Regions from separate parts of the Mus musculus genome. Here regions 1 and 2 are each linked to region 3. The links are chromatin loops, found by intact Hi-C in ENCODE. Cell type or tissue: left cerebral cortex. All regions are shown on one strand.

Region 1 (5,000 bases), 100 kb after region 3:
AGGCCCCAGAAGATAGATGACTGAAGTTCTCCAGAGGTGGGGTCACTGGCAGGTGGGGAGTACATTGGGGTACTTTGGCTCCACTGGTCTATAGATATTGTCCTTCTGGTCCCTAATCACCAGCCTGCACCATCCTCCCTCCAAGATTGGTACCATCTTCCAGCCTATCATTAAAAATCGTTTCCTTGATTACCAGGGTAACAATGAAAACAGGTAATTGAATCTTCAAGAAATTACCATTTTTATAACTCGTGCCTAGTTCCTGAGATAAATTAAACATCTCTCTCATATTGCAAGCAGCTTCTGGCACACGAACGGGGGACTGATAGTGCCCTTTATCTCTGATACAGGCTTCAGTGAGAAGATGCAGCTGGGAGGCCTGGTGGCTTCTCCTGGCTAGCCTGTGTGGTGAGGCAGCCACCAGCCAGCCATAGGGTTGGTGGGTTGTGGGGTCGCTAGCTCCTCAGCTGCCTGGTTGGGTGAGGTTGTGGGGGGCAGCAGGAAGACCATTGTATCCCATGCTCCCTCCAAAACACAAGGCCTCTGGCCCAAAAGCTTTCTAGGGAGTATGGGCCAGGGATGTGAAAGAAGTGAGGCTGGGGATCCAGGCAGAGGTGGGAGCCGCAGGCAGGAAGGCAGTATGTTAAGGAGGGCAGTTGAGCAAGATGTGGTTGAGTGCTGATGAATGGGACCAGAAAACAGGGACCGAGAAGGTGGAACAGGGTCACACACAGCATAACAAGACCAGAATTTACTCTTATACCCTCCCTTTGGTTAAAGGCAGCCAGGCCCACCTGGCCCAGATATCTCCAAGTCAGGCAGCTGAGAGACTGCTGGGGGTGCTGCCACAGCTCGAGAGGCTGCTGAGGGTGCTCCCACTGCCTGAGAGGCTGCTGAGGGTGCTCCCACTGCCTGAGAGGCTGCTGAGGGTGCTCCCACTGCCTGAGAGGCTGCTGAGGGTGCTCCCACTGCCTGAGAGGCTGCTGAGGGTGCTCCCACTCAGGAGTGGCCAGGTGAACTGGGTAGGAGTGAGGAAGTGAGTGCTTAGCGATGGAAGGAGTCTGTAGGATTGTTGAGAGAGCTTGCAGCAGTGGTGGGCACTGTGTTGGCAGGTAAACTCACACTGGCTGAGGGAAGAGAGGCTGTAGGCTCCAGACTCAGGGATAACTTCTATTCACTTGCCAGCTGTGCTCAACAGAACCAGCTTTAAACAGGGGCGCATAGAGAGAAGTCCCCCCTGCCCCAGAGGCAAGAGAGGAGGTCAGGGCCATAGCATGGACAGGTGATTTGCTATCTAGATGGGAGGAAGGGTGGCTTTCAGAGCAGTCTCCCATCTTGACATCTACACAGATCCTCAAAGGTTGGAGTCACCAGGAGCATGGAGCTCTAGCAAGGCTGTTCTTCCTCCTTTATAGTGGGCAGGGAGGCCTTCAGACAGCACCGTCTGGTGGAAGAGATGGGAAGTGCAATAGGGAGTTACCATATGGGCAGCATTCTGAGGAGCCGGGTGTACCACGCCAGCAAATGTCCGACACGCCACCCCCCCCCCCAGCTCCCCATCGCCCTCTCTTTACTCAGGACTTCCTCATCTTGACAAAGCTCTGTCATCCAAAGACTCACCTGGAGGCTCTGAAGGAGTCTTATGACAGCGTGCATCCTGTCCACTTCCTGTCACTGACACTACACTGGGATGAGGATCCATGGCAGCACCACATCATAGCACACAGATAGACTAGAGTCTGTGGATGAGAGGGACATTCTACTTGGGTATGAAGACGGGCTTATCTTACACTCCCACTCCATCCCAGAAGGGCACAGCCCAGACTGTTGGCCCTGCCCTATGGATTGGGGTTGAACCTTGCCCAGAGCCTGAAGACATCAACCAAGCCCTAGTCACCTGGGCTGAGAGGGCCAAGGCTGAAAGTTCTGATAAAATGCAGGAAAATGTCAGGCTAGGCTCGGGGCTCTACACTAGACCTTCTCCTTCTCCAATGTGTCGAAGACCTGGTATTACAGCAGTCACACATGCTGGCTGGGACCATCCTGCCTGCCCTGATCACATAGCTCTGGGACTCCCTATCCTACTGGTGAGTGCCTGTGACAGACGTGGGTCAATCCAGAGCTGCCCATAGGACAGATGGAATACCGCTGTACAGTGCTGGGAAAGTCTAGGATAATTTGCTTCAAACTAAGCTTTCCTCCCAGAGCTTTGACCTCTGGAGTTGAGAATTCCCAGAAGACCTCAAGGACCCAGCCCACCTAGTGCCCTCTTTGCGGGGATAAGACACAGAGACAGGATCTCACTGTGCTAAGCAATAAAAAAAGGAGCGCCCTCAAACCAGTGAGAGCTGTGACCACATGGCTACCCGTCATGGAAACCACAGATCCAAGTGGGGGTGGATGCTTTGTGTCTGATCTGTCCGTGGCACAAGTTTCTGCCTGGCAGACTCTTCAATTTCTTCCTAGCCTGTCGACCCTGGGTGCTGGCTCCCACCCAAGTATCTGTGCCTGGTGCAGGGTTGAGGCACCATCTGGTGGCAAGTCTGGGAACTGCAGTCTACTCCTGCTCTGCCTGCCATCAGCATCGAAGCCAGGAGCCAGCTTTTGGCAGCTTAAAGTGATCTCTCTCATTTGTTCACAGTCCCACTTTAACCTGAGGGTCTTTATGTCATCAGGATACAGAAATAGGCCTTTGGAGTTTATAGCCTGGCACTGTTGCCTGCGCTGACAGGTAGGCCAGTATCTATCAAGAGTGGGGTCAGATAGAATACAACAGGAAAGATAAGAACCCAGGTTCTAGCCCCAGTAAGGTGAACTGGTACTGACCGCCAGGCAGCCCATTCATGCTGACTTTCTGGACACCACTGTCCATCTGGAAGTAACAAGAGACGAGATCTGACTCCTAAGAAAGGAGAGGGTCCTCAGCTTGGGCAGGGGTGCTTACGCTCAGCAGCCTAGTGGAGCACAGCATGGCGGTCAGCAGGCCACCTCCCAGTACAAGGCCTCAGAGCCCCCGACATCCTGAAATGATGGCTGTCTACTGGGACTGTGTCTTTCACAAGGGTTGTCTTTAGCACTCTTACTGTCTTTCTGACTGTTAAAGTTAAAAATACGAGTGGCCAAGAGCACTGACCGCTCTTCCAGAGGCCATGACTTCAAATCCCAGCAACCACACAGTGGCTCACAACCATCTCCAATGGGATCCAGTGCCCTCTTCTGGTGTGTCTAAAGACAGCTACAGTGTACTCACATAAAATAGATAAATCATTTTTTAAAAAAAATATGAGCAGTGGCTTCCAGAGAGTGACCACAGAAGAGAGGAGCAAACAGCCTGTCACCACATACATTCTAGGAGCAGAAAGTCCATGTCCAGTACTGAGCGCCCCATGGGTGTGCCTTTCCTCCAAGAGCTTCAACCTCTGGAGCTGGGAATTCCTAGAAGACCTCAAGGACCCAGCCCACCTAGTGCCCTCTTTGTGGGGATAAGACATGGAGACAGGATTTTACTGTGCATCCTAGGTTGGCCTCAAACTCATGGCAATCCTCCTGCTCTAGCCTTACAAAATCCTGATACACACAAGCATGAAGTAGCATGCCTAGCTCTGAGACCTTCTTTTGCCCACACCATGGTCTCAGGACCCTGCTTGCTCTGCACTCCCCACTCCCTGCAGACTGGAGAAGGCCGAGAAGGTCACACAGCTCTCAGAAACTCATGTCTACTTTGCCAGGAACAGAGAGGCCTAGCAGCCCCTACCTTCTGGCCCTGGGGTGACTTCATCACACAGACCACTTCATCCCTCATCTGCCCCTCTGCCACCTGGAAGGTCACAGGCTGTGACTCAGAGCCAAGTGTCATCTTGCCTCTCTAACAGAGCAAAGGAGAGTTCATGCCTAGGCCATACCCTAGGTCCTGGGTAGGAGATGAAAGGACTGGGCAGAGTCCTGGATGACAGGGTAATAATCCCAAGGCCACTCCAGGAATGCCTGTGAAACCCCAGACACATTCATCCAGGTTCTGTAGGATCCTCTAGTCCTACGCAGGGTGCTTTGGGGCTGCAAGTGGAGAACAGACTAGGTGGGTAAGGGCCAGAAGCCCAGGTTAAAAATACAGAAATGAGAATCTCTCATGGGTGTGGCTGGCTCTATGACTCTGAGTTCTACTCAGGCCCTGTAATGAGCATGGGTCATTGAGTGTCAAGGCCATAGTAAGGAGAGTAGAATCTGCCCATTTAGCCCCTGACTTCATCTCAGGCCAGCTGTAGGCAAGCGGCTCTGGATAACATAGCCTGTCCTCTCTCCTCTCCTCAGCATCCCCTAGGCACCAGCCGGGCTGGGGGGAAGGGTGGTGTGAGTGTGTCTGGATAGCTAGCCCCTTACCACCACTTCAGGCTCCTCAAGGCCATCTGGGTGTCATGGCAACATGGGCAGGAAGCGGCTGCCATGGCAACTGGTGTCCAGGGAAATGCGCTGCCTAGCAACAGGGGCTAGGGCCACTCTAGCTCCTCACAGCACACTCTAGTGTCCCACACTCTCTGTGTGTCTTCGAGTCTGCATCATCCTAGCACTCCCACCCAGTGCAGCCTCGGGGCTCCACACAGACCCTCACCCAACCCAACACACCAATCTGTAGGGTATTTAACATGCTAGCACAGCTCATGCTCATGCGGAACCAGCTACACGGCAGACCTGGGGCTCTTCTCTCCTACTAGACTCCCTCACCTCTCAGGACTCTCTGGAGATCAAGAGCATACAAGGACCGTGGAAAAGGGGGAGGCGTCTTCGGGGCTGTCTGAAAGAAACCAGCCTTCCAGATAGGGCACAGCCCAACAAAGGTAAGGTGATCAGAGAACATTGGGTTTCGGGTTAAGGTAGGCACCTAAGGTCTCAGAACATATGAGCACCTGAAGTGCCCTCAGTCCTTCCACGGCTGCTCAGTAACTGTAGCCCACGCTGAGCACTTGGAGCTGTGACCTGAGGATCCTAGCCTGCAGCCTTTGTGT
Region 2 (5,000 bases), 65 kb after region 3:
AGACCAACAGTAAGGCTGGGGCCAGCAACAAGACAAGAATGTGCAGTTGAAGTTTGGGGATGGGCCAGCTGGGCAGTGGTAACCCAGCCCTGCTCCCGGCCCATGGCTTCTCAGAGGATTTTTGGTACTCAGTCCTTGGTGGAGGGGCATTTATAGCAGGTGGGACATTTGGAATCAGCCCCCCATGTGGGAGGAGCCCAGCTGGGAAGGCAGAGCCTGGGATAGCTCTTGGAGATACGGAGTCTGGGTAGATATCAGCAAGGAATCAAGGGAGCTAGAGTGGTCCTAGCTTAGAATCTCATGCAGGACCAACTCCTAGACAGACCCAAAGTCTGAGGCCTGAGCCTGTGTTCAGAAGCATTTGGGCTCTAATGTGGTCATCAATTGTCATGGATGTTATCGACACAGGCAAGGCTTACCCAATCACACACACGGACTTCTGGCCAGCCCCCATAGCAGTACCGGTACCGCACAGGCGGGACTCCAAGCTGATTTCAGTGGGAGGTGCACCTCCTCCGAGACCCCTGTAGTCCAGGTAGTGGCACTGAGTGTCATTCAGATCCCTGACTCAGATCTAGATCTCATGCCTCCAGAGAGCACCCATGGGTGCTGAAGCAGCTTGGACCTCAGCTAGCGAAGGCTTCCCCCAGCCCTGCCTGCCCTCAGTGCCACTGTCATACGTGTGTGTGACTGTGTGTGCAGCTGTAACACATTCATGTGTATAGATGTACGTGACACATTTGTGTTTGGTGTGTGCGCATTGCATATGGGTGTGTATGAAGCATGTCTGTGCACATGCACTTCTGCCTGTAGGTGGAGGTTTCCCCAAGGATGGACCGAAGAAGGACATTGTGCTTGAAACCTTGCGTCATCTTGTGTGAGAACTGACTGCCAAGTGGGCAGGGCCAAGGCTGACCCTCCACCAAATCTGTGCCCAGAGCAGGTTTTCAGGAAACCAAAGGCAGGGAGTACCCCAAGTCTAGGCACAAAGGATGAGCCTTTGTTTCATGAGCAACAGCGAGAGCCAAGACCCCCTAGGACTGGACCTGGCTTTAGAGCTGCCAGCTCAGCAGGGAAGTGTAGCCAGAGAAGTGTGTGCCTGCTAAGGACTAAGGCAGTAGGTAACCCTGGGCCTGGAGAACACATGCATCTCCTGCCCCAGGTGGAGCTCCATTTAACAAGGAGAAACTGAGGCTCTGGCCAAGACTTCAAGAATTTCAGCTTGTCTCTGGAAGGTGTACTTAGTGACCACAGTGGGAATGCTGACACTGAATCTCCAGTGAGGACCAGAGGGCCCGGAGGACCCTTGCCCACAGCAATGTTTAAGGCATGATGCTTGTTCCGCATGAAGATGAGCGGGGAGACACCAAAGGGGGTTTTATGGGAAGAAATCTAAGTGTGGTGCATGGTATGGCCCTGGCAGGGTCATGTCTCCCCTTGCCCCTTTTATGTGAGACTTCAGCCGCTCTGTGTGGGAGGTCCTGTTATGCTTGTCTCTATCTCTGCCCTGCCCCTTCACACTCCTCTTGTGAATGAAGAGATGAGCTCCTGTCACCTAGGCCCACGTGGGAAAGGAAAAGCTGTCAGTTCCTTGATCCCTGTCATGTCTCTTGTTCACCTCATCCTGCTAGGGCTCTCTGGGGAAAAAAATATCCTTCTAGCGGAGAAGGGTCAGGTGAGTGAGGAGGGGGTCCATCGGAAGCAGAAGCCTTACACAGGAACAGAGGCTGCCATCGTGAGGAGCCTGGGCACCCTACCACAGCTGGGCTCAGGGAGAACAGGGGCAGGGAGAAACCAAGACAGAGAGGGAACATGCATCAGGTCTATAGGGGCTCTGAGAAGATGTAACATGTGCCAAATTCCTGCCATCCTGGTTCCATGAGAGGGTACCACAGCCCATCCAAGGCTCCCAGCCTCCTCTGTTCCTTATTATGTGTCAGAGTCCACAGGTCATGCTGTGGCCACGTCTATACTGTCCTAACCAGAAAAGATCTTTTGCCATTCACACAGAGTCTGGGCCCCAGGGATAGGTCATGGGAAACTGTTAGGGCTCAAATCATATGATTTTCCACAGCTGAGCCCATAGCCCATGCCTACCTTCGACACTATGTGCCTCAGTTTACCCTCTCTTCCTCTTAGAGCCTGTGAGCAAATGGACAAGAGATGATCTAATCTAGAATTTGCTCCATTTTCCTGGGGCTGGGGGCACCCTTCCCATAAAGCTGTCACTGTAGCGTTGCCATCCCCAACAGCAGTGCGCCCCCTGGTGGAGATGTGATAAGCCAAACAACATCCTGTTTCTTCAAGGTGTTTGATGCGAAGTCAAACTGAGTCTCATTCAGTCTTGCTGCCCAAGCGTTCCTGTTGTGTTCTCTATGGATTGCTGTGCGTGTTCCTGCTGTCCTTCCTGTTTGTTCTCCTGAGATTTGGGGGCAGAGCTGCACGAGTGCTGGTTTGTGAACGTATTGGACGTCAAGCTCATGGGCCTGAGCTGCACTGTAAGATACACACTCCTTTCCACTGTTAGACTATACAAGGAGGAATGCTGGGCTTCAGACCTATCTGGGCTAAGGCCTAGCCTGGATGCCCCAGTGCACATAGTTTAAGTCCCTCAGACAAAAGCCCTGTCCTGTAGTTGTTACAGACCCAGCTGGGCACAAAGGTGCTGCTTGGATCTGGGATGGGCTATTAGGAGACTCTGACAGAAGTTCTGATTCCCCTGGAGACCCTGCCCTTGCCCATCCCAGACTAGAGGTGGCTCTCTGAGTGACAGCAATTAGTGCCAAGGCTGGCAATGAGGAGCCTGCACACACCCCCAAAGCACCTGACATTGCACAGCTCTGGGGGCTGGGGGAGGGCGCTGTGCTCTGGCTGTGGCTAAGGCGCCTGGAATCATCTTCTTTTTGCTGTAAAAATGGAAACATCCCCTATGTGAGACACAAGCTGGCGAGGAGAACGCCACTGTGAAATCACACCCACAGCAGGGCGGGAGGTGGCTGGGGTGCTGGGCCTGCCAGGAAAGGAGGGCCTTGCGCACAAGGCGGGGAGGGGTGCAGGGGCGAGGTGCAGTCCCTCAGCCAGACAACCCCACTAGAACATGGGCCAAGCCCTCCCTGCCTTGATCCCCTCTTTTCCCAAAACAGCAACAGAGCTGGCTACATCCGGCTTCCCACTCCCACCCAGAGATGCTGGAATAGCTGTAAGGGGGGTGGATTGGGGTGCAGTGCCGGGGGCTGTCTAAGTCGAAGAGAGACAACAGTTCTCCTCAATGGAAAGGCATCAGGGGCATGGCTAGGTGGGCCCAGACTTTTGCTGTCAGGAAGGGTAAGATGTTTCTCTAGAAGTTACAATCCTCCCCACCCTCTATCGCCCCCACCCTTACATTCTTTCAGGCTGCCATGGGAGATGCCTCAGTACCAAATATCCAAGCCTCATGCACACAGGATCCCGATGTGTCATCCACTTCTCCCAACAATCAAACTAGCTCGGGACTGCCCATCCCCGCTGGAGATCAAACTTGCCCTGTTTTCCTGGCTGGGGCCCTCCTCCTAGGCACTGCTCAGCCGCAGCTCGGCACATTGGATCTGAAATCTTCATGGAACTGCAAACAGCCCTGCACACCCACGGGTGTGAGGAACACGTGCCGTGCATGTGAAACACCAGCATCCTGTGAGCTGTTCTCACCTCCAGGCTTACAAGGACACAGCACAGAGCCCACGTGCTGTGGCTACAGTGGACACCGACCAGCAGAGAGGTCAGGGCCTGCAGAAGATTATGGTTGCAAATTCTGTGGGGTGCATTTCATAAGCAACATGTAATTTTCACTCCGGTTACTGACTCAGTAAAGTTGCAGGCTACCATAAAGTATCTTGTCCTCTACCCCCAGAGCTCCAGTCTAGTCCCTGAGCTAGGAATGACCTTTCCAGAATGTCCAAGATTCCAGTCTGAGGACCTTGCCTGACTGCCCTGGATAGAGGTATATATAAAGAGGCCATGAATTTGAGAAAGAAGGTGGAATATATGGGGAAGCAGAAGCGAGGAAAGGGAGGGGGAAATGATGTAATTATATCATAATTTAAAAAAATAAAAAACTGCCCCGGGTTCAGCAAGCATTCCCAGGCCAACTGCACAGAGCCAACGGTAGAGCTTCTTCGCTGCTAAGCCCACACACCTTCACAAATGTGCACATTCAAATATCTGCACACACACATAACACTCAGATACATGTCCCCACATGTGCACAAGCACTCAACATATGCTCATGCAGTTGCGTGATCATATACACTTGTGTGTCCATCAAAGTATGTATCTCCTAACACACTCTCACAGATACACCTGTAATTTCACCCTGGTACACTCACGATACACGGACTGCCCACTCACATGCTCTCCTGGTTACTCACATTCACTCATAAGACCACTCATATGCTTTCACATGACTACCCCACCTTCTCACACACCCACATATGTACCAGCACTAACAGTCACACATACGCATACTCACAATTCTCGCACTCACGCGTACTTGCACATTCTGTTTTCTCATTTGCACAGATCCCTCGCTGACATTCAGAGGCCATGCCCTTGCCTGTTGCTGCTGCCAAACGCCTCCTCCTACAAGGTCAGGCCACTGCTCTGGACCCTTCCCTGCACCCTATGATACAAACCTGCTTTACTATCTAAAGGACCCTTGAGCTGATCCAAGAACAGGAGGAAGATAGCTGACCAGTGTTCTGCTCTGCTGCCTAGTTACCCAATGCTGCAGCGACTGGGCTCCAAGGAGCTGGGCCCTCAGCAGCCCTCCCTTGCTGGGGCCCCAGTGGAGTGGGACATGGAGGTGGACATGGAGTGGGAGTCATGGAGGACAGCCACACAGCAACGGGAACCAGAGCTTGGGGTCTGGCTGGTCCTGAGCACATTTTTGGTTCAGGAGGATGACAAGACACAAGCTAGAAAGGTTTCAAGGTGGGTTCTACTGTGGAAGGAAAGAAATAAGCCAG
Region 3 (5,000 bases):
CTATTTGGACATTTTAAAAAATGAAATCCTATCATTTGCAACAACTTGGATGAACCCGGAGAATGTTCTATTAAAGGAGATAAGCCTGGTATGGAAAGATAAATGCTGTTTGCCCCTCACACATGGAGGCTAAAAAACAGTCCCCTAGATGCAGAGAGTAGAATCATAGTTATGGGGGTGTCTGTGGGTATTAGTGGCAGCCACATTAGAAGAACTTCTGGGGTTCTATTTCACAGCAGGATGAGCAAGGTCAGCGAGACCACAACATGGCTTTCAAAATAGCTGCAAGAAAAGAGTCTAGATGTTTTTGCTGCAAAAACATGATAACTGTTTGAGCTTGTGGATATGCTAATTACCCTGATTTGATCATGACACGATATATCTAAACACCCATTATGCCCCACAAATATGCACAATAATTATGCATTGATTATAAATAAAACTTTAAAAGATCCGCAAATAGAGAGAGCCTTGCTTCGCCAGACCAACACCTGTTCCAAACACTGTTGTACCTGTCTGGCTGTAAAGCAGCAGCAGGCTTTGGTGGACGCCGACAAAGAGAGGAAGGAGGATAACATGGACGCTGCTCTAAAACCTCAACACCATCAAGAAGTCAGAGTGGAAACAGGCATGGTGGCGCACGCCTTTAATCCCAACACTTGGGAGGCAGAGGCAGCGAATTTCTGAGTTTGGGGCCAGCCTGGTCTACTGAGTGAGTTCCAGGACAGCCAGAGCTACACAGAGAAACCCTGTCTCGAAAAACAAAAGATGGAGGAGGAGGAGGAGGAGGAGGAGGAGGAGGAGGAGGAGGAGGAGGAGGAGGAGGAGGAGGAGGAGGAGGAGGAGAGTGGGCTGGAGAGATGCCTCAGTGGTTAAGGGCACTGACTGCTTTTCCAGAGGTCCTGAGTTCAATTCCCAGCAACCACATGATGGCTCACAACCATCTGTAATGTGATCTGATGCCTTCTTCTGGCATGCAGGTATGCATGCAGATAGAACACTCGTATATGTAAAAATAAATAAATCCTAAAAAGAAACGGAACAAGAAGAAAAACAAAACCAGAAAGAAGCCACATAGAATGTTGGGCATATTTCTCCTCAGCCTCCTTCCCTGGGCCCATGCATGCACATGTATGGAAGCCCTCAAGGGAGGGTTGTTGGCCCAGGCCATGCTTGTGAGTCATATGCACATCCACCTCTAGGAAAAAGAGACATGCACACACAATAGAGGGAGGGCACTGTCACTTTGAACCCTTCTGTATGACCCCAATCACTGTGCATGACCTCCATGTCTGCATTTGCCCAGGGCCTTACCTGTCTGTCACCTGCCATGTCCTCTTTCTTCTTTCTTTCCTTGGAATTCTCACTTGTCCTGTTTTTATATCACTGGTGTTCCAAATCAGCATTCACCCATATCTCCACAGGGGCCTAAATATCCCAGAATAAGCCTGGAACAGCTCCAAGTGCCAGGTGCTGGACAGGCTATATCAGGGACATGGCTCTCCATTTGCTGAGGGGCCCTGGGGCAAATTAGGAAACTTTAGTAGCCTTCTCCACAATCCTGCAAGGGATGGTGGAGCAGCAACAATTGGGAGATGCCCTGACATGTGCCCTAACATGAGAGAAAAAAGGGGAGAGGGGGAGAGATAGAGGGACAGAGAGAGGGAGGCAGGGAGGTAGTCAAGCTTGGGAGAGCCTGTTTCTGTTCAACAGATCTACTGACCCACAGTGTCCTCCTCTGGCACCCTGTATGGCCTCCTACCCATGAAGAACAAACAGCCCAGCCTTCACTCAGGCCCAGCCACTGCTCTGTGCAGACACCAGGATGCTGTGAGCAGCAGCAATCTGGGCCAGGTGGACAGCCCTGCAAGTTGGGGTCATCAGTCTCACACAAACTGGTGGAGAGTTGTACCCATATTATTATGACAGTAATGATGGCTCAGTGACAGTAGTCACCATTCACTGAGTGCTTTGCCAGCATGGCATGATGCTAGTCTCCAAGGGAGTCTCCAAGGAGGTCTCAGTTATGCGTTGTTCTCAGCAGGTGTGAGCATGGGGAATACAGGACTTTCTCCAGTATACACTGGGCCAAGGAGGCCAGCGTACAGACAGGTCTTTCCTATCCTGGTCTACCAGGTTCCAGCCTCCCCAGTCCTATGGCCTCAAGAGTCCTGCAGCCCCCTACTCCCAGCCTTCCCAGCCTCCATAAATCCTGTGACCTACTCTGGGCCTCAGCTCTCCTAAGTCCCTAACCCTCTCTCAACCCCTATCTCCCCACATCCCACCCCTGCTCTGGTTCTAGCCTCCTTGGATCCCCACTCTAGGAGTGTCACTTGTGAACAGGGCCCCCGACTACAACCTCGAGTAAGGTCTAGGCTTCAGTTCGGCCTGATATATTCCTGGTGTTGGCCTCACTTTAAGTACATCCCTGTGTCCCGCCCGCAGCTGAGGCTGCGCAGCTTGAACTGTACTGAACGACAAGATGAATGGAATCCATTTTTATGTCCAGAGATCTCTGACACACTGGGTGAGCATGTTGTGAAAGGACCTCCCTCCGGCAGTTGAAGGGCAGGAGACAAGGAAGGGGTTTTTTTGTTTTGTTTTGTTTTGTTTTGTCTTGGTTTTGTTGTTGTTGTTGTTGTTGTTGGTGGTGGTGGTGGTGGTGGTGGTGGTGGTGGGTGGGGCTTGTCTTTGGTATCACCTCAGACTCCTGAAGTTATTACAATGGGAACCTCTTTGCGGACTCAGTGGGGTTTCCTGTCTCAAAAAAAAAAAAAAACTCCCCATGCAGGGCACTATCCTGCCTTGGTTGCTCCCCACTGGGGAAGGAATGAAGCTCCTACCACCAACTGCTAACCTTGGGTGGCAGCTGAGCCTCTGGCCCTCTCTCATCTGCAGCCACTGGAGACCACAAAGCTGCCCACTAGGCCCTTCTGGCCGGGCAAGGCTAGATACAGGCATTAGCCTAGGCTCTTGACCTTTAGATAACATCAGATGGGTCAACCCTGATATTGGGCAATCCCACAGATGACCAGGCCTGAAGTGACAGAGATGGCCAGCAGAGAGCAGCAGTAAGCCACGGACCCATCAGCTCCTGTCTATCTGAGCAGCTCTGTCACTGACCCTGGAACTTGGTCCCAAGTCTAGGATGCCTTAGACTCTGGTCCAGCTGGTACAGAGGAGTATCAAGCCTCACACTCCAATACCTACTCCAGTAGCAGTACCTTCTCACTGCTTTCTAAACTCCTGGCTGGTTCAGAGTTCCATGTGGGCTCTCCGGCACCCTCAGGTCACTTTAAGTACAGGTGAGCTCCAGGGCTCAGCCCCAACCTTCCCAAACACGTATCCCCCACAGTGTGTAGCATGAGACCTGGATGGCAACATGTGTGCAGGTCACAGCATGACTCCTCCAGTGTGGTGGTGTGGTGCAAGCCTTTAGGCCACCTTCCCCCTGGGGCCCTTATAGGGTGGGCACTCCCCCATGTTACCTTGAACTCAGGATCATGAACACTGTGGCCTGAGCTCTCGCTGTTACCCAGAGATGAGGATCTCACTCTGATACAAGCTTCCTTCCCATTGGCCTCCAGGATGAGGTCTCGCAATCTGTCACTGAGACCTCCCATAAGCCATTGTCCATTGTTCTCTGTATAACAAGTCCTTGCTCCGGACTGATCACACCTCAGCCCTGCTCCCTCACCCAGACCCACACACTCTGGCTAGAGCACACACACCCAATCCTCACCACTGGCCATACTCGCGCCCCTGTGACTCTGCCTGTTTCTACCTTTCCCAACAACCTCCTACACTGAAGACCTTAACTGTCCCATTCCCAGACTTCTTTTCTTAGTTAGGGTTTCTGTTGCTGTGATGAAACACCATGACCATAAGCAACTTAGGGAGGAAAGAGTTTATTTCACTTACACTTCTACATCATAGTGTATTTTCAGAGGAAACCAGGGCAGGACCTCAAGGCAGAAACACAGAGGCAGGAGCTGATGCAGAGGCCATGGAGGAATGCTGCTTACTGCCTTGCTCCCCATGGCTTGCTCAGCCTGCTTTCTTATATTATCCAGGACCATGGAGAGTGCCCTGGTGACCCATGTCTCCCAACATCAATCATAAATACAAAAGAAAGGAAGGAAGAAGAAAATAAAGCAAAACAAAATGTTCCTCTGGTTTTCCAACAGGCTGTGGGGATATTTTCTCAGCTGAGGGTCCCCCCTCTTCTCACATGGCTCTAGCTTTTGTCAAGTTGAAAAGAGACTAACCAGAACACTTCTGGAACTCCATGCTGCACTGAAAACCCGACCTGCTCCCTACTCTGCCTGGCTCCCTTACTTGCAGTGTCCGGTCCTGTCCAGGCCTGGAGAGCTTGGTGCATAGTGTAGAGCCCAGGCCAGGAAGGTTGCAGCACAAGGATATTGGAGCACAGGGGTGGCTGATGGACAACTAGGGAAAAAGATAGTTGGGGGTTACCCAGAGATGTGCCTGACCCATGGGAGGTATGGTCAAGGAAACTTTGAAGAGCAGAGCTGAACCCTGAAAAATGTGCTCCTGAAACCCACTATGCAGGCTCTTCCCATGAGTTACTTCACTTAGTTCTGTTGCTTAGAGACACTGATGTGTCATAGCTCACTTCTAACCCCAGTCCAAAGTGTCTTCCTGCTTCCATGGGGCACTGAGGCAACTTCCTAGAACCACTGCTATTTTGTCTCAAGAATGCTCACACCCCCACTCTAGGGCTCTACTCCTATCCCCTGATGCTCCCAACCCCAGACATGCCCTCTGCTGAGCACAGGCCACGTTCCTTTCAGTCTGGGAATTCTTGTTTGGGTGATGCAGTCAGCTGCGTCTACTTGCCTCCCTCTGGCTGCCCCACTCCAGAGAAACCCACATAGGGAAGTTTTGCTTGCCTCAAAGACCCAGGCTTGAAGCCAGAGCTTCATAGCTTATTCTGCATATCTTATTCCCAAGCTACACCAATCTCCTGACCCAGGGCT

The links. Hi-C counts contacts between places; a loop is a spot of excess contacts. Peaks named below come from ENCODE experiments on the same cell type or tissue, not always from the same donor. Only the 100,000 strongest peaks of a DNase experiment are listed, where the experiment ranks them.
Region 1: a loop joins it to region 3, with 9 times the contacts of the local background. A loop is called at or near these places in 36 of 42 quality-filtered maps.
Region 2: a loop joins it to region 3, with 5 times the contacts of the local background. A loop is called at or near these places in 14 of 42 quality-filtered maps.

What each region holds. Positions count from the first base shown.
Region 1 is chr16:18,209,460-18,214,459 of GRCm38, forward strand. 4933432I09Rik (RIKEN cDNA 4933432I09 gene) reads right to left here and starts at 4,404. Exons shown (of 3, transcript NR_015575.1): 1 at 4,378-4,404; 2 at 1,621-1,739; 3 at 227-1,444. It also overlaps a transcript of Ccdc188 not described here. In left cerebral cortex, CTCF peaks have their summits at 1,448, 1,650 and 2,537 (motif pointing left); DNase peaks (open chromatin) are centred at 1,436, 2,520 and 4,453; H3K4me3 peaks cover 435 bases; H3K27ac peaks cover 2,318 bases.
Region 2 is chr16:18,170,445-18,175,444 of GRCm38, forward strand. It overlaps Gm34679 (a long non-coding RNA gene), which reads left to right. Exons shown (of 4, transcript XR_875940.2): 3 at 2,308-2,498; 4 at 3,393-3,904. Among named protein-coding and RNA genes, the nearest start is that of Gm34679, 3.4 kb to the left of the region's middle. In left cerebral cortex, a CTCF peak has its summit at 2,268 (motif pointing left); DNase peaks (open chromatin) are centred at 2,268, 2,971, 3,572 and 4,461; H3K27ac peaks cover 3,969 bases.
Region 3 is chr16:18,105,374-18,110,373 of GRCm38, forward strand. No RefSeq gene overlaps it. Among named protein-coding and RNA genes, the nearest start is that of Prodh, 19 kb to the left of the region's middle. In left cerebral cortex, a CTCF peak has its summit at 3,053 (motif pointing right); a DNase peak (open chromatin) is centred at 3,059.